Linked DNA regions of Mus musculus: region 2 is linked to region 1. The links are chromatin loops, found by intact Hi-C in ENCODE. Cell type or tissue: gastrocnemius. All regions are shown on one strand. Links, peaks and the distances in the headings refer to the core of each region. The heading gives the core; the rest is flanking DNA.

Region 1 (10,712 bases), core at 2,106-7,105:
CAGCAGGGTAGGCATCCCTGTGACCAATCCCTAGGTAGTTGTTGTCCTGTCCCCTCTTCAGAGCCACAGTGTCCTCCTCAAGTCCTTGAGCAGAGAAAGTATGACTTCCAAGGTCTAGTTGCTCTGAACAGCCAAGGCCAGTACGTGGAAGACAGTCTTATCACACAACTGGTAGTCAGCCAGGCCCAGACCTGGACTGTGGCAACACCAAACCAGTATTGATTTGATTTATTTAAAGTTTCATTACATTTATTTACTGTGCACACATGTGCGCATGTGTGTGCATACACACAAATCAGGACAAGACAGTGCAGAGGTCCCTCCATCTTGTTTTCTTGCTGAGACCATTCCAATTTTAACTAAAATTTAATCTCTTTGATGGAGGATCCCATATGGAAACGTTCCCAACTCTGTTCTACGAAGCAAAGATCAGGATCTTCAAGCTCACTTCTCTCAGCTTCCGTGAAACTGTCGACTTGTACAGACCTCCCCCTGTAAAGCAAGGTACCAAGATGTGGTGAGTTTTGCCATTAAAAGCTGCTTGGTCTGAGTGCCTGGGGCTACACTTAGGTCCTAAACCCCTGAATATCATCCCAGCTGGTTGGAATAAAGACTTTCAACTGGCTATAAACTGTGTCCAAGTGGTCATCTCTGGTGGACTTCCTGTAACAACATGTGGAGATCAGAAGGCAACTTTCAAAAGTTGGTTTTCAGCCTGGTGGGCCAGCACTTGAGAAACAGAGGCAGGCCGGGCAGTGGTGGCGAATGCCTTTAATCCCAGCACTTGGGAGGCAGAGGCAGGCAGATTTCTAAGTTCAAGGCCAGCCTGGTCTACAGAGTGAGTTCCAGGACAGCCAGGTTTACACAGAGAAACCCTGCCTCGGAAAAAGAGAGAGAGAGAGAGAGAAGCAGAGGCAGGCAGATTTCTGAGCTTGAGGCAAGCCTGGTCTACAAAGCAAGTTCCAACCAGGGCTACTCAAAGAAACCCTGTCTCAAAAAACAAAAACAAAAACAAACAAAAAAACCCACAAAACAACAACAACAAACAAACAAACCAAACAAAAAAAATCCCAGTTGGTTGGCAGCAATCACCTTCACCCACTAAGTCATGTCACTGGTCCTTGGTTTGATTTTAATAGTTTATTTTTATTTTACATGCATTGGTGTTTCCCTACATGTATATCTGTGTGAGGGTGTCAAAATTCCTAGACTTGGAGCTACAGAATGCCTGAGGTTGTGCAGAGCAGAGCTGAGAGAGCCTAAGTCAGTGATGTACTGTGGCTTCTGCTATCTGAGGACCCTGACGGGGAAGCCGTGGGGGAAATTTTTCACAAGAGAAACACAGAGTGCTATTACCCACAAGGATAATTTTAAAAAACAAAACAAAAACAACACTCTCCAAACCAGTAAGAGAGCTCAGCGAGAAAGAAAACAAATACCCCGGTGTTTTAAAAACACACAGTGCCAAGTCCAGGACCTGTTTTATAGACGAGAAGAAATGAACCAATTTACCAGAAAGTCAATGCGAGCTTGCACGCACAGTTCAATCCCTTCATTCAATCAACAAACATGCACTCAAAGTCAGACAAACACAAGGCAGAGAGAAACGCCAGCTCAATAGAGGACCAAGAAAGTATTTGTCCCACACAGGGACTGAATGGGGTGACAGCCTGCTGGAACGTGCTAAACCCCCACCCCTGGGGCCATGTCCAAGACTTAGCCTTCTTTTATATGTAGCCCTTTGTGTCCGTCAGAGGTTGCATTGATGAAGTAACTCTGAGACAATCAAATTAAAAAGAGGAAACGTTTCTTTGGGCTCATGGTTTCAATAGGTTAAGGCCATGTTGCTTTGGGTGTATGACAGGTGCTTAGAAGGGTGGAAGAAAAGCCGGGCATGGTGGCACACACCTTTAATCCCAGCACTTGGGAGGCAGAGGCAGGCAAATTTCTGAGTTCGAGGCCAGCCTGGTCTACAAAGTGAGTTCCAGGACAGCCAGGGCTACACAGAGAAACCTTGTCTCGAAAAAGCCAAAAAAAAAGAAAAAAAGAAAAAAAGAAGAAGAAGGGTGGAGGAAGTTGGGATTCCATATCACCTTAAAGAGAATATTCCCTCTAATGGCACTATCTAGAACTTCCACGCCAGCTCTCAATATTGCCATAGGCTGGGGACCAAACTATACCACATGGGCCTTTGGTACCCATTGATGAATAGAAACCTTACAGATCTCTCCCTGGTCTCTTAACTCCAGATCCCCTTTGAACTAGTTAAGAAAAGTCAGATAAGATCTGGTCCACGAGAAGGCACAGAGATAAAGCCAGGTGGATGGCTTAAGACTACAGTTCAGGGGCCCAAACTGTGACTTCATGGCTGCTTACAGCAAGCAGGGAAGTCTGGGCCAGCATCCTCAGTCTTGGGACCAGCACCTCTATTCCCCAGCTAGTCTACCATATTTCCAACCTTCCAACCTAGACAGTCTCAGCTGCCTGGGGGCTTAGCTGTCACACAGTGTTTTTCTTTCTTTCTTCTTTCCTTCCCTGAGATCTAAACCCCTGAACACATGGTCCTTTGTCAAAGGCTAGCAGCCTTTGCAGATAAAAGCTCAGGTCCTACCAGATTGGAAATGTAGAAGTTGAGCACCTGGCTTCAACCTGGCCCCCTTTTTTGACTATGCTCAGTGTGCTTGGCGCAGCCCACAGTTCTCCTACAAGGAGTCGGTCATTTCTTCCACCGAAGAGCTCCTGGCAGACCTCAGCAGCCTCTGTTCTTTCATTGTATCGTCTATCTGGTCCACTTTCACTGCCAAGGACAGCCCTCCGGGTGCACTCAATTCGGCTCAGGAAAACAGTAAACTTTGTCCTCTATGATGTGCGTGGTCTCCACCTCCAGACATTTAAAATGTCTCCAAGGGTTCTTTAAAACAAAACAAAACAAAAAACAAAAACAAAACAAAACAAAAAAAACTGGGGTGTCTCACTAGGTCAGGAACAGTAGAACCTCAGAATAATAGAACAATTGTCACAATCTCAAGGCTGCTTCTCAGAGGTAGGTTTCAAGTGACATTCAACACTTGGGATGGTTTGCAACAGCAACAGGATCTCGTCTGGCAGTCTGGGCCCACACTTTATGCATCTTTGCAGGGAGAGCAGTGTGATAGGCCAGGCCCAAGAACCAGAATCATTTACCTATGATCTCTCTTGAAGTTGCTTGCTCACCAGGGGGGTGGGGGGGGAGACTGCAACCATGGTTGAACTCTCTGGACTTTGGCCAAGCTGCCCACAAAATATTAATGTGGAGGGATATGGCTCAGTCAGCAGGGTGCTTGCTTGGTATGCACAAAGCTCTGGGTAAACTGGGCATAGTGGTTTATACTCTAATCTTAGTAGTCAGGAGGAAGAGGCAGAAAAGTCAGGAGTTCAAGGTCATCCTCAGCTTCGTAGCAAGTTCAAAGCCAGCTGAAGCTACACCAGATCCTGTCTTAGTTATTTTGCTACTACAGTGACAAAGTAGCACGGTCAAGGCAATCCATAGAAGGAAGAGTCTATTGGGACTTAGAGCTTCACAGGGTGAGTACATAACCATCATGACAGGGGGCATGGCCCTGGAGCAGTGGCTGAGTGCTTAATTGTTGAGACAGTAACCACGAGGCAGATAAAGAGAGCTGACTGGAAATGGTGTTGGCTTTTGAAACCTCAGCCCTCCCCACAGTGCCACACCTCCTTCCACAAGGCCACTCCTCCTAATCCTTCCCAAACAGTTCCACCAACTGGAGACTAAGAATTCAAATATACGAGCCTATAGAGGCTATTCTCATTCCAACCATCACAGAACCTGTCTCAAAATAAAAAAGAAGACAAGACACAAATGCATTCACTCCTCCTGGCCAGTCTCACTGGGTTACAGTAAGAACCAAGAACAATTATTTTTTAACATGTATTTTTTTAGATAGATAGATAGATAGATAGATAGATAGATAGATAGATAGATAGATAGATAGATAAAGCAACACATACTTGCTAGGCAAAATTTATGTCAGAAACTTCTTAGAATTGGTGAGACCTGCAGAATCCAGGGCTGAAGAGATGGCTCAGTGGCTAAGAGCACTCGCTGTCCTTGCAGAGGACCCAGGTTTCCTTGCTACCATCCACATAGCATTCCAAGGGATCCAAAGCCTTCCTCTGCCCTCTGCTGGTACTGCACATACGTGGTACTCATATATACATGCAGGCAAAAATAGTCACACACATAAAACAACAATAAGTAAATCTTTAAACAGTCTGAGAAGAAAAGAGATGTGAAACCACAGCCCCACCTCCCCCCACCCCCACCCCCACACCCCATTCAGAATCTTCATTTTCTCCCAATTTGTGTGAAGAGTGCCACGTTTGCAAACATGCATAGCCATGACCATGAAAGTGAGGTTTGACGACTCGCACTCTTAGTTTGAATTCAGCTCCTCCATAGAAGACCTTCATGGGCTTCACTAACCACCAGAGGCTCAGTTTCCTTAAGCACACGCAGACAAGGTTCCCTTAGAACAAGCACACAGCCCTTGGGAGAAGGAAAAGCAAGAGGTGGGGGAAGGCTGGCGGAGGCCAGGCAGGAAATGGATACCGAGGAGATGAGATGGTGGAGAAGATCAGAAATAGATCAGGGCTTCCTGCTGCCAACCCTGCTGGCCTCCACGCTGGCCCTTCCCAGTCACCAGAGCTCCTTGGCACAGACTCCCAAGCCAACCCTTGGCCAGATTCCACTGAAGACCCAAACTCCTGCGTCTCAGACTTCAGGGTGGTACTAGGAGAGCTGGAGAGCTTTCATCTGTCCCAGGCCACAGGGTGTCTCCCAGATGGTGGCTGGGGACCCAGGACAGAAATCAATGAGAGAAAGGGGAGACAGGGCCACAGATCCTCCTGGGTACAGAGCTGCAGGTGGATACATTTATTGACTGAAACACACAGCACACTGGCTCTTCCACCAAGCACTCTCCTCACTGTAGCCCGAAGAAAAGGGTACTTGCATGACCTGTGTTCCCAAATTCCCCAGCAGTGCTGGGAAATGTCCTCCACAAGAGTCCACTCAAGTAATTAGGACCGGGGATGAGGGTGCCCTTGTAAATGGCAGGGGTGGAAGCCTTCACTCCACTTCAAGGTTTTAAAATACCAGCTTTATGGGTCTGCAGCGAGCATCACAGAGATAATGTGTGAAGCCCTCTTGCCACAGGCTCATTTGTCTGCTCCAGATGGACCAAAAGCTTCGCGATGGCCCAAAGGCCCCTTCCCCAGCCTTGGCCTTGCCCTGACAGCTGCTGCTTAATGGCCCTTCTAATGGATGTTTCAAGTCCAGAGTGGTAGAACCGACCCTGAAAGCGTTAACTCCTGGCTGGCGCTATTTCTCAGAAAACGCCCTCTGATCTTCACAAGTACGGTGGGTAGCTTGGCCCTCTGAGCTTTCCCAAGCTCAAGGAAGTCAAGTTAAGGATACACTCTCTGACAATCATTTGGTAAGCTCTGGAAGATACTTTTCCTTTTTTTTAAATTAAGTTTTTTAAAATTACTTCTTATATTAGCATACAAAGTAGTGGGTCTTGTTATAACATTCAAGTCTTTTCTTCCCTCTTTTAAATTAAAATTTAAGTATAGCATTTCCCTTTTTACCTTTCTCCACCACCTCCTTACATACATGCACACGCATGTGTGCACTGACTGACTGATTGACTGACTAGCAAGATAATTTGGCAGGTAGAGTTCTTCGCCATTAAGCCTGACCTGAGTCAGATCACCAGGATACAGTCAGAAGAGAGACCTGATTCCTACTGGTTATTTTCTGGCCCCCAGACCCCCACCACACACACACACACACACACACACACACACACCTTTTTTAAAGCTAAGATGCTGAGTGTGATTGCTTCTGGCTGTACTCAGCCTGCATCCTACAGCATCAGTCAGAATAAAGCAGCAGTGACTTTGAAAGGGGTGTGGATACAGGAATTGTCTTCATGGGTGCCTGCCTTGCCTAGTAGCCGCTGTGAAGAGGCTATGTTGGTCTCTCTGTTAGAAATCTTATCTGGCTGGACTTTAGAACACCGGGCAGGGCCACCTCAGCAGATCCACAGAACATCTGTGAGCCTTGGGGCTGCTGAAGTCACCACAGCTAGACCCTCATCACCAGAACCATACCCCAGCCAGGCTCAGCTGGGAAACTCTGTATCAAGCAGCATCCTTGTGGCTGCTGCAGTCTAAAACACTGTAGGTCCGTGTGACAAAATAAGATGGAAGAAATATGGAGGGAGGAAAGGAGGCCAGGATAGAGAGAGCCAAGGAGAGCGCCTCGGACATCTCTGTTCCTTGCCTGGATCCAGTCCTTGGATCCAAGATGGTGGCATTGGGAAAGGGTGGCCCCATGTATTCCTGGAGCCAAGAATCACTTTCCCCTCAGGAAAGCCGGGACAGCAGGTGACAGGATTTTGGCAGAGGAATGGAAGCATCAGGACAGGTGGCTGTGCAAATGAGGGCTTGCGGCTTGGGATTCACTTTCCATGACAACATCTTTTATAGGTTAATAAAGTGGGAAAATGGGTCACCACTGACTATTCCAGGTCACCTGGTACCCAGCCAATGCTGTTCCACACGCTTCCTGGGAAGGCTTAGTGTCACTGCTCATGCGAAATGGCTGGGTGTGAGCACCATCCATTTATAGGAGCTGAATGAGCAGATAAACGCAGATCAGATGTGGGTTCTAATAACCCCCTGGTATCCTGAGATATTCCCCAGCCACTGAAAGCACCGCATGATTCCTGAGGACAGAGAGGACACAAAGGGAGTCTTCAACAAGCCAGTCTCATTAGTCCAAAGGTGAGGGAGGTATCTCACCCTGGCGGAACACCAGAGCCCCAGTTTGGTGACCTATAAGCCATGTTTCTCTGAGGTTGAACTACCCACAATGCGCTTGTTGCGGGGTGTGTGTGTATAGTGTGTAGCTAGAGGGCACCTTTTGGATATTGTTTTTCAGGTGCCATCCACCTGTTTTTATTTTGTTTGCTTTAGTTTGGTTGGTTGGTTGGTTGGTTGGTTGGTTGGTTTTGTTTTTTCAAGACTGGGTTTCTCTGTGTAGCCCTGGCCATCCTGGAACTTGCTCTATATATAGACCAGGCTGGCCGAACTCACAGATCCACTTGCCTTGGCCTCCCAGGTGCTGGGATAAAAGGCTTGAGCCCTCACTGCCTGGCTGTGTTTTATTTTTCACACGTTGTCTCTCATTAACCTGAAACTCTTCAAGGAAGCTAGGTTGGCTATCCCTACCTGTCTCCACCTCTCTGGCTCTGGGATGCCAAGTGTGTATCGTCACACCTGGCTTTTTTATGTGGGTTTTAGTCTTCGTGTTTATAACGTAAGCGCTTTACCAACAGAGCTGTCTTCCGGTCCTATTGTGTTTGACAATGCTTGTCTTAGTCAGGGCTTCTATTCCTGCACAAACATCATGACCAAGAAGCAAGTTGGGGAAGAAAGGGTTTATTCAGCTTACACTTCCATACTGCTGTTCATCACCAAAGGAAGTCAGAACTGGAACTCAAGCAGGTCAGAAAGCAGGAGCTGATGCAGAGGCCATGGAAGGATGTTCTTCACTGGCTTGCTTCCCCTGGCTTGCTCAGCCTGCTCTCTTATAGAACCCAAGGCTACCAGCCCAGAGATGGTCCCACCCACAAGGGGCCTTTCCCCCTTGATCACTAATTGAGAAAATGCCTTAATGTATCTCATGGAGGCATTTCCTCAACTGAAGCTCCTTTCTCTGTGATAACTCCAGCTGTGTCAAGTTGACACAAAACTAGCCAGTACAATACTTCTTCCTGTAAGACTTCTCTCCTCTTCAAAATTCAGAAAATCTGGTTCATAGAGGTCCCCACACCCACAGGACAGAATGGGCCTCCATCCTCCCTTTACACAGGACAGAGGCAGCTCTTGGAGTTGCCAGAGCTCTCCCCAACCACCTCTACCTGAATCCAGACTTGCAAATCACAACTATTCAATATGCAAATCCCCCAAAAGTGGGACAGTGACATTGCGCTTTAATGACCCAGAGAGTCAATACTTTGGGGGAGGTGGGTGGAATTGTGGGTTTGAGGACAGCTCCCATTGTATAACTAGTAGACACTGGGCAGGTCCCATGACTGATCACTGACTGGGTATAAGCCTCCAGCCTAGGCAACTGCAGCCCCCTCTTCCTCCTGCCTCAGCTTCCCTTGGGGTTCCTCCCTCTAAGCACAAATGCCTACTCTCTGTCTCACAGGGGAAAGAAGACGAAACTCACAAAACAACTTGAGTGGCTGGAACCCACACCAGCCTGTTCTGACTGAGGTTCCATTTTTCCAGGTAGCATAAGCCAAAGCAAACCGAGCCCCTGGGCCCACACAATCCAGCACAGAGGCCCAGCAGTCCAGGGAAGCGTTTGCAGGCTGAGTCCCAGATGGGTCTCCCCAAACCCCAGGATGCCCTAGGCAACCATAGGCAACTCAAGGCCTAGCTATTCTCTTAAAAATAAGTAATTCAGAGCACGACATCAGCTTAAACCTTTTGAGTGTCCATATTCTGTATATGACGGACATGACCCACCATGCTCCCCTGGCCACTCAGAGTCTCATTCTACATCCTGGCCACACTTGATACCGCCCTTTAGCCCCATTTCCCTCAGGGTCTTTGGGCCTGCCGTTCCCTCCATGGAATGTTTGACCTGAACATGCTCTATGACTCCCTGTGCCTCTGTAGTTCCTTCAGGTTGTGACTCAAGGCCAGAACCTTCTTGACCTGTTAGCGTCTGCTGTTTGAATGTGTCCTCTCCAAGAGTCAGCCAGCTGCTGCCACTGTGATAGCAATGAGAGACGGGCCCTTTGATAGGCAATGGGGACAGGAGGACTCCTCTGTGGTGAGCGGGGTTAGGTGGCTTTCTGAAAGGGCTCAATGGAGTTGTTGGACTCTGCTGCATTTCTGCCTCCCACCACGAGGCGGCAGTGTTTCTCCCCCTCTAAGGTACAGACTTCAGGTGCTAAATGTTAATTGGCTCCGACTTAAACTTGAACTGGACTCCCCAGGTGGAGAAATCAACTTCTCTTCCTCATGAATTAACCAGGTATTTTGTTACAGAAGCACAAACGGACTCAGACTCTATTAACACAGCAACTCACACTGCAGCAAACATAGTCTTCTTCCTCGGCTTGTCTTCAGAGCCCTGGCACCTTCAGGTAGGTTGTGTTTTTGTTTGTTGGTTTAATGACCATCTCTTGGATGTGACAGCAAAGATTTCACCTCCTTCACTGCTCTTTTCTCTACACCTGGAGCAGCATTTTACACGTAGAAAGTATCAGTGTTTTCTGAATGAATGAATGAATGAATGAATGAATGAATGAATGAATGAGGAATGAAGAGTGGCCACCAGGAAGAGCTTTGGTAGGGCTCTGGTGGCCTGAGATGTACACAGCATAGCTAATACAGTTGAGGAGCCGCGCTCGTTACTTTTCTCATTGCTATAACAAGATGTCTGACAACGGGAAGTTAAGGAAGGAAGGGTTTAGCTTAGTCCACAAGGAAAGGGCAGTCCGTCATGGCTTGGGCTGGCATTGGTGGTGGGAGCATGAGGCTGCTGGTCACGTGGCATCCACAGTCAGGAAGCAGATTGACAAACACCAGCACTCGGCTCATGTTCTCTTCTTTCTACTGTCTATTCAGCGTGGGATCCAGGCCCTAAGAGGATGATGTCACCACGTTCAGGGCTTGTCTCCCTTCTTAGACCCACACTTCTAGAACACACACACACCATATGAGAGAGAGAGAGAGAGACTCCTAGGTGACTTCAATCCAGTCAAGTTGACAGTGAAGATGAACCACCAGGAGCCTCCCACACCTCAGGGCTGACCAGCAATGAGAAGGCAGAAAGGGCCGGGCAGTGGTGGCACACGCCTTTAATCCCAGCACTTGGGAAGCAGAGGCAGGCGGATTTCTGAGTTCAGGGAGTGAGTTCCAGGACAGCCAGGGCTACACAGAGAAACCCTGTCTCGGAGAGAGAGAGAGAGAGAGAGAGAGAGAGAACAGAAAGGGTTTTCTTAGCACTCTGGCTTCTCTGGGAACGTTTGTCGCCTTTCTTCTTAGACGATCATCTTTCTCCCCAACTCATCCCACGTTCAGTTCAGACTGTGGCTACTTCACGGCTCTGCGTGGTTCATTGCAGGTCCAGCTACAGGTCCAGCTAGCTGGTTGACTGTCTCTGTAATTTCTCTCCTTCCAAATTCCCAGGGAAAGAACCTTGGTTGGAGTGGATTTTCTGAGTTCCCATCCGTGTGGTCTGAGAAGTGAGGTCACATTCACAGTATGGTTTCTAGAAGTCTGTACCAAACAGAGAAGAAAGCACAGGTGGGGGTGCTGTGTGAACCGAGAAACTTCTTAGCATCATTTTGCAGTGATGCTCGCTGGGTAGAAATGGGTATTCCAAAGAACACAGCTATCCTTGCAACCATTTCCGTCTGAGGACAAACCTGATCAGCCTTTAGAACAGCCTCACCCCACCCAACCAACCTGCATCATTGTCCAACACAAAATGCTGCTGTGCTTGCAGTTCCAAATATGGACACAAGAGGGCACTTCAATACAAGAAGCAAATTCTCCCACTACTACAACTCGGGCCACAATTAGCTGCAAGACTCCAACCCCTTGGGGTGCGGGGGGAT
Region 2 (10,712 bases), core at 2,644-7,643, 63 kb before region 1:
CTAGCCAGAGCAACACAGAGTCTATAGTAAAGCAAACAGGCAAGCCAGTGTCCCTATACCCGACTCAGCATCATCCTGCTCTTGAGAGTCAACTCCTGTGGCAGTCTTGTGATCGCCTCTGACAGGCTGTAGCAAAGACACGAGCACGTGCATTTAGAGGCTAACCTAGTTTTAGAAACCCTTTTCAGCCCAGGGGATTGTTTTTTATTCTTTTAAGCTCAACTGCACATTTAAAAGAATTTCAGAAGATTCAGTTCTTTTTTTTATTACAGGCAGGATGGATGGTAAAATGGCCAAGAAGCAAATATAAGAACATTGCTCTCTACTTGAATTTTATGAAACACAAATCAAACTTTAAATCTCGTGAAAGATATTAACTGCTGAGTGTGGTGACACATGCCTGTAATTGTGACACTTGGGGGTGGCAGGATGAGGCACAAGGATCAGAGGTTCAAGACATAGATCCATCCTTCAATGTATAGACAATCTGAGACCAGCCTGGGCTAAGTCAGGCCCGGTCACAAAAGAAAAAAATAATTGTCTTCCTTATATGATTCTTCCTTTATGCCCAATCTACATACGTATAAATGTTTCCATAGAACTTTATTACTATGAAGTAATTAGTAATGCCAATCTATTTTGTCCTTAAATATAAACAAACATTAAATGCACAATCATAATGCAGACACTATCCTTGAATGACTATGGTCGGCAACATTTTATTTTGCACTATAAAACAAAAAGAGCAGTCTCCACTGTGTGTTCCTGCTGCGATTCCTCCAGTTGCAGCTGTATCCATTTTCCTTCGTGGAGAACCGGGTGACTCTTCTATAACTCTATACCTCTAGACCAGAAAGCTTCCTCCTTCCTGGCTGATTCTTACCCTGACGCTGGGAACCTCCATTAACCTCATGCCACTGTGGGAATCTTCCCCTCTCCTCTTTCCCTGCCTGCAATCAGTGTCAGCCAATGGAATGCTATGCTCCACCACAGGCTGTCTGTGACCTGCAGGGGTCCTAGAACATCATGTTCTGCTTAAGATGTATAATTATGCTGCTTTCATAAAACCCTCTTGCTTTTCTCAGAATTTAAACTTTTATCTCAGAAATTGGCAACTACAGCGAGGAAGAGAGAAACATTTTCTGAGATGCAGACCAAAGAAGAAAGGAGTCTGTATTGCTCACTTGTACTCGTTCAATCCTTAGCTAAGGCTGTTTTTATTTTTCAGAGCACTATCAAAATCAATTACATTCTTCCATTCTTCTTACAAACCTAACATTACAGTCAAACAGTGAGATTTAAGTTACATCTGTCAGCTTGAAATCGGATAGCGCTGACAATTGTTGAGAGAATGTATCTAAGGCACAACACACAGCACCTGCTCCACAGTGAGTGATCCTTACTGACCATTCAACTGTGCTACTTCCAAAGAGGCTTTTTAAAACACATGCAGCTCTTCATTGACAAATACCTTTATTTGCAAAGTAAATGCTTTTTATTCAAATTTCAAAATGAGATCATTTAAGAATCTGTCTGTACCCAGTATAAAATGCTGTTTCATTCAGCTGGATGATAGTTCTGGTATTTTCTTACTGTATCAACTAACTCAGGAAAATAATGTCACAAATAGTAGTAACAGCGAAAGTTGTAGGTTTTTTTCTGAATCAAAATATTGCTATATAACATCTCCCAACTTTAAATAATTTTCATATTGGTTTAATAGCCCGTGTCTCTGTCGTCTTCTGTTCTGTACTTCACCTTCCCCTCCCACCCCTGTAAAGTGTCTCTCTGAGTGCACAAGTCAGTGTTACAGATACCAACAGTGCTGACTCACTCAAGAACGCTTCAGTGAGTCAGGCTGCTACGCACACTCCAGTGAAGTCTGCTTGGCAGGCCAAGAGGCCTGGAAGCACTCATGAGGCAAAGAGTTTCAAGGAAACTTAACCTCCTGGAACCAGGCGTTCTCATAACCTGTATACTCATACCATATCCCAGAGTTAGTCTGGTGTATGGATCCACGTGCTCTCTTTTAGTATTATTTTATTATAAGTGCCACTAAAGATTGAATTCTGACATAGGTAAGCCTCCACCAGTGTTCCAACGTCATAGAAAATCCTTGAAGCAGATGAGCTTGGAATTCAGTGAGAAGGCTATCTATTCAGTAATATTCAAATTTTCTTCTAGTAGAAACAGTGAAACTAACTATGCATTACAAAGAATGGAGCTGGAATAGCTCAGGGCTAGTCTGCAGTGATTACTTAGGACAGTAGCCAGTCTCACCCAAACAAGGGAATACACAATGGCTTAGCTAATAGGCTGGTTATGATGTAAGAGTTAAGGAATCCCACTGAGACAGGAATCTTCACTACAGCCAGGTATAATAGGCTACATTGCATATTAGAAGCAAGTTGGTGAATTCTTTGGACAAATGGAGATTCTCCACAGATACTTAAAAGAACAGCCAAGTTACACTCATAGGAGAATTTATCAAGGCCTAGGAAATAGGGGGATTGTGGTATTGCATTATTCATGAGAAGATCTGCTAGAGCAGACCCCCCTGGTGCTAGCTTTCACAAGGTTCAAAGGAGTAGCACAAATTGTGACTAGGGTGTGAAATCCTTACCTTTCATTAAGCTGACCCTAGGTAGGACAGTTTTATCTTTACTGTAAATATTACCTGGTTCCTGTAAGTCCCTTTGAAGTCATTCCTTTGTTTTGTGTCAGGTAACTTCAATGTACTTTGCCTGCTGTGACTTCCTACCCCTTTTATTTTCTGCATTATATAAGACTTGTGTTCACTTGGTGACAATACATTCAGATCCTACACAACCTCTTGTGTTGATTTTGCCTGTCATTTGCTGACTCCTTGTCCACCTGCAACCAGAGACCCTGTTCTATGCAGATAGAGACCAAAAGGGTCTGCAGCATCAGGCCAGCAAGTCAAGCACAGCATGGGTCCCTCAAGTAGACACTGACTCTCTCAGAACACAGTCTTTGTAAAGTTGACTGTGAGTGCCTGTTCTTTCTAAATGCCAGTCCAGACTCTGGGGACAAAATGACAAGCCAGGGTAACAAAGATTTCTGCTTTTATGGAAAGATTGGTAGGTGCCAGGGTCAAAAAGGACATGGCAGGAAGCTTTGAAAAGTGATCTGCTTTAGCTTACTCTCAGCTGGATGCATTAAAACAACAGAAATGTACTCTCCCATAGTTCTAGAAGGCAGATGTGGTAAAGCAGTATTACTCAGACCAAAATGTTCAGTGCCACATTCCTGCCACAGGCTACTGTGGTGTCACTTCTTGGCTTTCTGCATCTTTCTCTGTCTTCACTGCTGTCTTTCCCACTCCTTCATCTTCTAGTTTCTTCTACTAAGAGACATGTGTTGACATTGGGGCCCCATCTAAATGACCCAAGACAATATCACTATCTCCAGATTTAAGCACATTTTGAAATTACCTTGTTCTAAATTAAGGTAACATTTACAGTTTCCCAGCTTGATTCTTGGGGATAAGGGGAGGGGAAGTGAAGGGGACAGCATTCTGTCACTTCATTTCACCACTTAAGTAATAATTCTCACACATAAGAATATATAACACGATTGGTTGGTATTTCTTCAAGTCCTCTTGGGTGAGTGGCTTCTAGGTGGCTAAGTAGAAGCAAATGTTCCCATGTGCAGCTGCTGTAGTAACCAGACAAGGTGGTTGAGGCCTGACAAGTGAATTACACATCAAAGATCTGCAATCAGATCAGCCAATCATGAGGTTGACACGTTGCTGTAGGCAAGTTGGTTAACTAGTGTCTCTTCCACTGTGGGATGGGTGTCAAAGAACCTTTGGGCTCAGAGATTAAGACACATAAAACATCCAATAGCATACAGTGGCTGACCCCCATAGGACCCGAGGAAATACAATAATTATTCTCTGTGCCTGACACTGCACATTTTCTGCTGAATAATATTATGACATAGTTTTGGAACAAAATTTAAGTAAATGAACAAGTAAATGAATTCAAAAATTCAAGAGGAACAAGAAGAACTGCTTGGTGCTGTAATATAAAGGAGTCCATTATAATATGTCAAGTGTAATATTACCTTTTTCTGTGATTTTATAAAGGAATAAAGACTTTAAGATCTTTATCTTGACAATAAAAATTACTTCACTTCCAGATAGCATAAGCACAAATTCAATATTAAAATCTAATATCTCAGAATTCAATTTATTAAGTTGTAGAAAATTACTAGATCAAATAATGACCATAGGATTAAATTATATAACATGATTAAATAACTATATCTTGAAGTATTTTGGAAGCCAAAAATTATTTTCTTTCTTGATTCTTACTTAAATTCTACCTTGAGAAGTACACAACATATTACCATCCACTTTGGATCCAGTTTTGAAAGGAGATTTTGTAAATATAATAAAACTAGTACAATTATAATCCTAATTTTTATATTTTACTTATTTTGCTTGTAGATTTAATTGTTGTGTGTGTTTGTGTGTGTGTGTGTGTCCGCGCGCGCGCACGTGAGCACATGCACACACGTGTATGAACAGGTGAGAGTTCAGTGCCCACAGAGGCCAGAAGAGGGCATCAGATTTCCTGGAGCTGGAATTAAAGTAGCTGTACCTTATCTGGGTGCTGAGAGCCAAGCTCAGATTTTCTGGAAGAACAGTTTTCATTCCTAACTGCTGAACCATCATCTCCCCAGCTGCTGCTGTTTTAAAGTCAAATTTTCTTCATCTCAGCTAGATGTGGCTCACACCTTTGATCCCAGCAATTGGGAGTATTTTGAGTTTGAGGACAGCCTGATCTACATAGAAAATCTGAGGACAGCCAGGACTACCTAGAGAGACCTTGTCTCAAAACAAACAAAAACATAACAAAAAGAAAGAAAAGAAAAAGCCAAATTCCTTCATCTTTAAAACAGTGAAAATAGGTTGCCTCATTTTTTTAAAAAAAGCATATTTTAATTAAGGCCCAGTAGTAAGGATAAGATGCAAATATAGTAAACAAATAAGATTATCACCAGTACAATATTATAACCTGCACCACCAGCAAAGCCTCCCACATCCCTTTTCCTCGTGTTCTTTTAGGTGAAGCAAGGTAAGGGCTGAGCTCTGGGAGCTGGCTAGGAGGAGCCACAGAAGTGATAAAGCCCTTGGGAATACTTACTTCCTGCATGAGATACTCAAAGTGAATCATGAAAGACCAATATTAGCAAGGACTCAGATTATTGCCACCTGTGCACTCAACACAGACCATCTCCTCACACACTGAAAACCACCCCAATGCCCACACCAACCATCAGGATGCTGCTCCCCACCCCAATCCATTTGGAATTCATCCATTCCAATCCATTATGGAATTCTGTTCCCTCTAATAACTGTATCGGAGACATCCATGCTCACTGCTCCACTGCTTTAGTTCCCCATGTTAATCCAGCCTGCCACTGACTCTTAGAGGCCCAGGACCAGAGCTTCCTAACTGCCCCATTCTCATCTACACACTAATCAAACTGGCCACACAATGTGAATAGATGGTAACTCTGATGTTCAACGTCTCCAATAGCTTTCCACTGTCCTCAAATCCAATGTCACTGATGTTAATTAGTCCAGCCTGGTCTCTGTTCATACTCCACCCCGCCCCCCACTAGCCCCAACTACACTTTCGGCTGTTTCACCAGGCTCTTGCATCTCAGGCCACCTGCTGCTGCTTGGCCACAGTGAGCTCCAGTGCATAGAAGGTCTCCTGTTAACTTTACTACTTTGTCTCAGTGTCCCTGTTTGTTTTACACTCATCATTTAGCACTTATCACAAGTGACAGTCAGCCTTTCCTTTGATTACTTGTTGAAGTCTGGGTCACCTCTGCACTACAGCCTCCTAGAGAACAAGTTCACTGACTTTTATTCATCTCTACTTCAGTGATTACAACTGTGCCTCAGACCTGGCAAGCAGTGCTCAGTAAATAAATACAAGTGATTGTAAATGTCATTATTACTAAGTGCTCGCTCACTCTGGCATACAATGTGGTTTTACCACAAAATTAACTAAGAAGTCAGCAGGATGGCAAGGTGAACAGAGTGACTATGAGAAAAATCTTATCACAGCTTATCACTGAGAAGTAATCACTGGAAGAAGCCAGGCAGACCTGAAAATGTGCCAGCCTGAAGTACCAGTAAGTGTTGATGCTCTCTGAGCACAGTGATTTCAGAATCATCTGCAAATAGGCATAGTTTCACCAGTGAAAATGCACTGGTAACTGTTTGGCCATCTTTGACTGTGTAGGAAGCTGTTTAGAAAGCACTGTCATCACTGTTGTCCAGCTAAGTCTATCTTCTGTGCTTCACTCAAATGTTCCTATGCAAAATCAGAGCCACACAGTGATTCTGGACCATGCCGTGCCCCTTCATCCATCTGTGTGGCTTATGGACTTTCCTGATGTGGTGTCTCCCACCTGAGACCCTTCTACCTTTTTTGTAACTCCTTCAAATTGTATGGGCAAGAGAGATGAAGACCCTAGTAAACAGTTGCTTACTAGTCAACCTTAAAAAAGAATAAAAAGCTGGGGCTATAGCTTAGCTGCAGAGTGCTCGCCTGGCTCGAATGGAACCCCGGGTTTGAGCCCCAATACTACCACATAAACTGGGGATGATGATGTAATCTCGAATACTAGTACATGAGGGGTGGAGGCAGGAGGATCAGCAGAAGTTCAGGGTCATCCTAAGCTACATACTGAGTTACAAACCAGCCTGGGCTACATGAGACCCTGACATACATACATACACACTTACATGAAAATCATTCAGTAATTTAAAAAAAGGTTTTCTTACATTCATTAATGGGCATTAGTTTTGAATCCAATTAACCATTAATGTTCTGCATTGAAACCATATCTTCAGCTGGGCATGATGGCACACACCTTTAATCCCAGTACTCAGAAGGCAGAGGCAAATGGAATTAGAAGCTAGCCTGGTCTACAAAGAGAGTCCCAGGACAGCCAGAGCTACACAGAGAAACCCTGGCTCAAAAAACAAAAGTATCTTGCATAACTCAAGCATACCTTATAGTTTCAGAAGATACATTTGAAACTGTATCAATATACTGCATAAATGAAATGAATGCATATTCTCTGTTTGTTTAAGAGGAGGTGTTTTGGTGCTGGGGACTGAATTGAACCCAGAGTTTCTTGAACATATGCAAGTTTCTTAGGAGTTAGTCACTTGCCTACTATGAACACATCAGCAGAATTTTGGCAGAACCTGTAAAGATTGCTGCTTTCTACCTTTCATTCTTCATTCTTGTTTTTATGTCTGGATGCTAGGAGCTGGAGAGATGGCTCAGCAACTACAAGTACTGGCTGTTCTTCCAGAGGGCCTGGATTCAATTCCCTGAAGCCACATATATGGCAGCTTAAAACTAGAACTCCAGTCTCAGGATCCTAATACTAACCTCCTCCGACCTCTCTGGGAACCAGGCATTCACCTTGGATACTCAGTCTGCTCTCTGTAGACCACACTTAGCCAACTCAACACAGTGTGCAGAATGTTTGGTGTTTTTTACTTTAAACTTAATTTTCTTACTTATATTAACTCCCTAGCCAAGATGATTCTACCATTTAACTGTACCTCCCGGTGTCATGATAGCAATGTTGGGTCAGTTAACACTACCAAAATTGAATTTACAAGTAGACTTGATCTGTATAAACTTAAACTTACTCACTTCAAAACTCAGCATGATTCTGGGAAAAGAGACATAGCAAAACTCAATACACTCATGAATCACCATAGTACACAGTAAAGCCCCATATCGTCTTGTAGACATGTGGGCTCCTTATAAAAATGACAGTAGTTGGGACCATGCTATATATAATGCCATAAAGCAAACCTCAAAGATATGCCAATGATTATGATTTTTAAAAATGTATAAATTAATTTGTAAACAGCTATAACCAAATGGAAAATGGAGGGGCAGTAAATAAAATTCATTCCTAGCCAATATTATCTCCAATAGCAGGCAACCTCTGACCCCATTAGTGGTTAAGATGCAGGAGAATTCAACACAAAGACTGCTATCTGCATTGCTCACAAAATACTTGCTTCAAAAAAAAGAGTTCTTTGCACACAGGTACAAATAAATAATAAATACTAGTCATTAAATATATAGCATGGATTATTAACAACCAATGGGCAGTATGAACTTAGAGAAAAAATGTAATAGTAGAGAAAACATTTATGATCACAGCAAGAAGCTAATTCTGAAAATATCTAGGAAGGAATAAATATAAATTAAAATTGTGATCAACCATAATACACTCCATATGATGAGTCTTCAGAAGTCCCCACAGGCTGGTCATGCAGGATCTTGGTTAAATTATTATTGGTAATGTAGACATAAAATTACTGTACTAATTTTTGAAAAAAATGAAAATAATACCAAGTGATGTATCTATAATTTTATAAAGATAGTTACATCTTAGGCTCTTAAGAATCTACCTTTAAAATGTCTTTCTTGAATATCATCAAGGAACTCTTTACAACTAATTTTCCTAGATATTTTATCATAACTCAAACAAACATAATAACACTTCTACTCTATTAGCAGGGGAAAGACCAGCAATGAAAGCTCTGACATTTTCTCTCAATATTGACAAACATGCTATTAGAGGGGGAAAAAAAGAAATTGAAATCTTACTTCATACCAACTTACTCTGACTTTGGGTAAGACTCTCCGAAGTGTCTCAGTAGGATTCTGTCGCATCAAAAATGGAAGGTTTGCAATCACACTGGCTCCTTGGACATCTTGACCAGCACTTACAAGGAAAATGCAAATTTTAAATGTAAAATTAAGAGCTAAATTTTCAATTTAATGGGTTAATTTGAAAAATTACTGCTTTAAATGACTTCCTTACAATGTTTTAAATATATTGTTGATATAAAAATAAAACCAGAAATAAAATTTTCTTAAATAAATCTTATAACAAATACATTAGACATTACAGTTATGCTAAAGTAAGAATTCCTGTCTATATGCATGTCATTAAGTGTTAACAATCTTACTAATACTTCAAAATTCTATTATATTTTTATCTGTAATCTGTTTGCTATACTTTATAAAATATGTAAATGATATAAATGCATTATGATAAAATAGTAAAATAATAATCACAGCAACAATTAAAATACCATAGGTAAAAACACAATTTTGCATACACTGTAATGACTTGTATAAACTGGTTCCATTAATTGCAAGAAACTTCTAAAAGATACACTCAATTCTCTAACAGGCTACTAGGACATTTTATATAAATAACTTTTTGGTATAACATGTATTGAGGCTTTTTTCCCAAAAATAACCTTTGTGGTATTCTAGAGGCCTAAATACTTTTGGAAAGTATTAAAATTCTTCTGGAAAATAATTCCATGAACTACAAACACTTCTTTCAAGTATAGCCTGAGCAACACAAGTTCTGTAAGCATGTCAAGTATGGAGTAAAATCACACCTGTGCTGAACAGCCACCAAACGCATTAAATGCTGATGGCAAACATTGTTACATATTTTTAATAAATTAAAATTATTCTTACTTATATTCAAGTAGAACTGTGGTCATCTGAAGGGGAATGGACCTGAGGGCTCATTATTTGAATACTTGGTCCCCACTTGAAGAGGCTATTTGGGAAAGATGTGGCCTTGTTGGAGAAGGTGTGTCACTGGAAGTGGGCTTTGAGTTTCAAATGAGCCACTCTGAGTCTCCCTCTGCCTCAAGGTTGTGTTTCAAGAAGTAAGCTCTCAGCTATGGTTCCAGCGCCATGTCTACCTGCCTGCCCATATGCTCCCCACCATTATGGTGATGGACTCTAAGCCTCTGAACCTGGAAACTCTTTGGTAGTGTTTTATCATAGCAACAGAAAAGTAACTGCAGCAGGAGTTATTCATGGCTTTATGAAATGTACGTGAGCTTTAAATATAAGGCATTCAGATCGTTTTTAGGTAATATTTTTGTTTCTTCAGAATTGTGCAGGTCTGTCATAAGAAGCACAGTCTCGTTGTGAATGAAGCTGCTCTGCCGTGTAGCAAGTCTTGTCCTGAGGCAGCACTGCAGACTATGAAAAACATGGTGTCGCAATCATCTCACTGTTCTTAAGAAAGAAAAGAGTCACATGAAGTAGGGAACTATGCTAACCTAGGAAGATAGCCAGAAGATGGGAACTAAAGGTCAAAAAAAGCACTTGTCCCAGGTTGCAAGGTAATGCCTAAAAATATACCTACATCCTAACCCTGGAGGTGTGTGGGGTATTCTTAATTTTTAGAAGGATCCTGAGATAAAAAGATCATCCTAGATTATCTAGATCTAGAAACACCAGTGGACAAAGAGCTACTCAGGACAGGGGAGGGAATCTGACCACAGAAATAGAAATGGATACATCCGTAGAATTCCACCAATGTCTTGATTTGGGGCTTCTGGTCAACAGAACTACAAAAACAGTATACCTTGTTTCATGTTACCAGGTTTCTGATAATGTATTATATCAGCCACATAAGCAAATACACTACTGTTGTGACATAGGTGTGAGTATTGGCCCATATGTTTGAACACTTGGACCTCAAAAGGCAAAAGATTCCATGATCAACACTACAGAAGGTAATGAAAAAGGTAACTGTAACTTACTATTTGTCTACAAAAGAAAATTAAGAAAATGCATACAATACGA

What was found. A loop is a pair of places that touch in the nucleus more often than their neighbours do. Peaks named below come from ENCODE experiments on the same cell type or tissue, not always from the same donor. Only the 100,000 strongest peaks of a DNase experiment are listed, where the experiment ranks them.
Region 2: a loop joins it to region 1, with 3 times the contacts of the local background. A loop is called at or near these places in 3 of 42 quality-filtered maps.

What each region holds. Positions count from the first base shown.
Region 1 is chr12:103,492,918-103,503,629 of GRCm38, reverse strand. No RefSeq gene overlaps it. Among named protein-coding and RNA genes, the nearest start is that of Ppp4r4, 34 kb to the left of the region's middle. In gastrocnemius, for the core only: a CTCF peak has its summit at 4,176 (motif pointing left); a DNase peak (open chromatin) is centred at 4,694; H3K4me3 peaks cover 442 bases; H3K27ac peaks cover 2,280 bases.
Region 2 is chr12:103,556,467-103,567,178 of GRCm38, reverse strand. Ppp4r4 (protein phosphatase 4, regulatory subunit 4) reads right to left here. Exons shown (of 25, transcript NM_028980.3): 3 at 8,709-8,811. Among named protein-coding and RNA genes, the nearest start is that of Ppp4r4, 29 kb to the right of the region's middle. In gastrocnemius, for the core only: no CTCF peak of the experiment used is centred there; no DNase peak of the experiment used is centred there.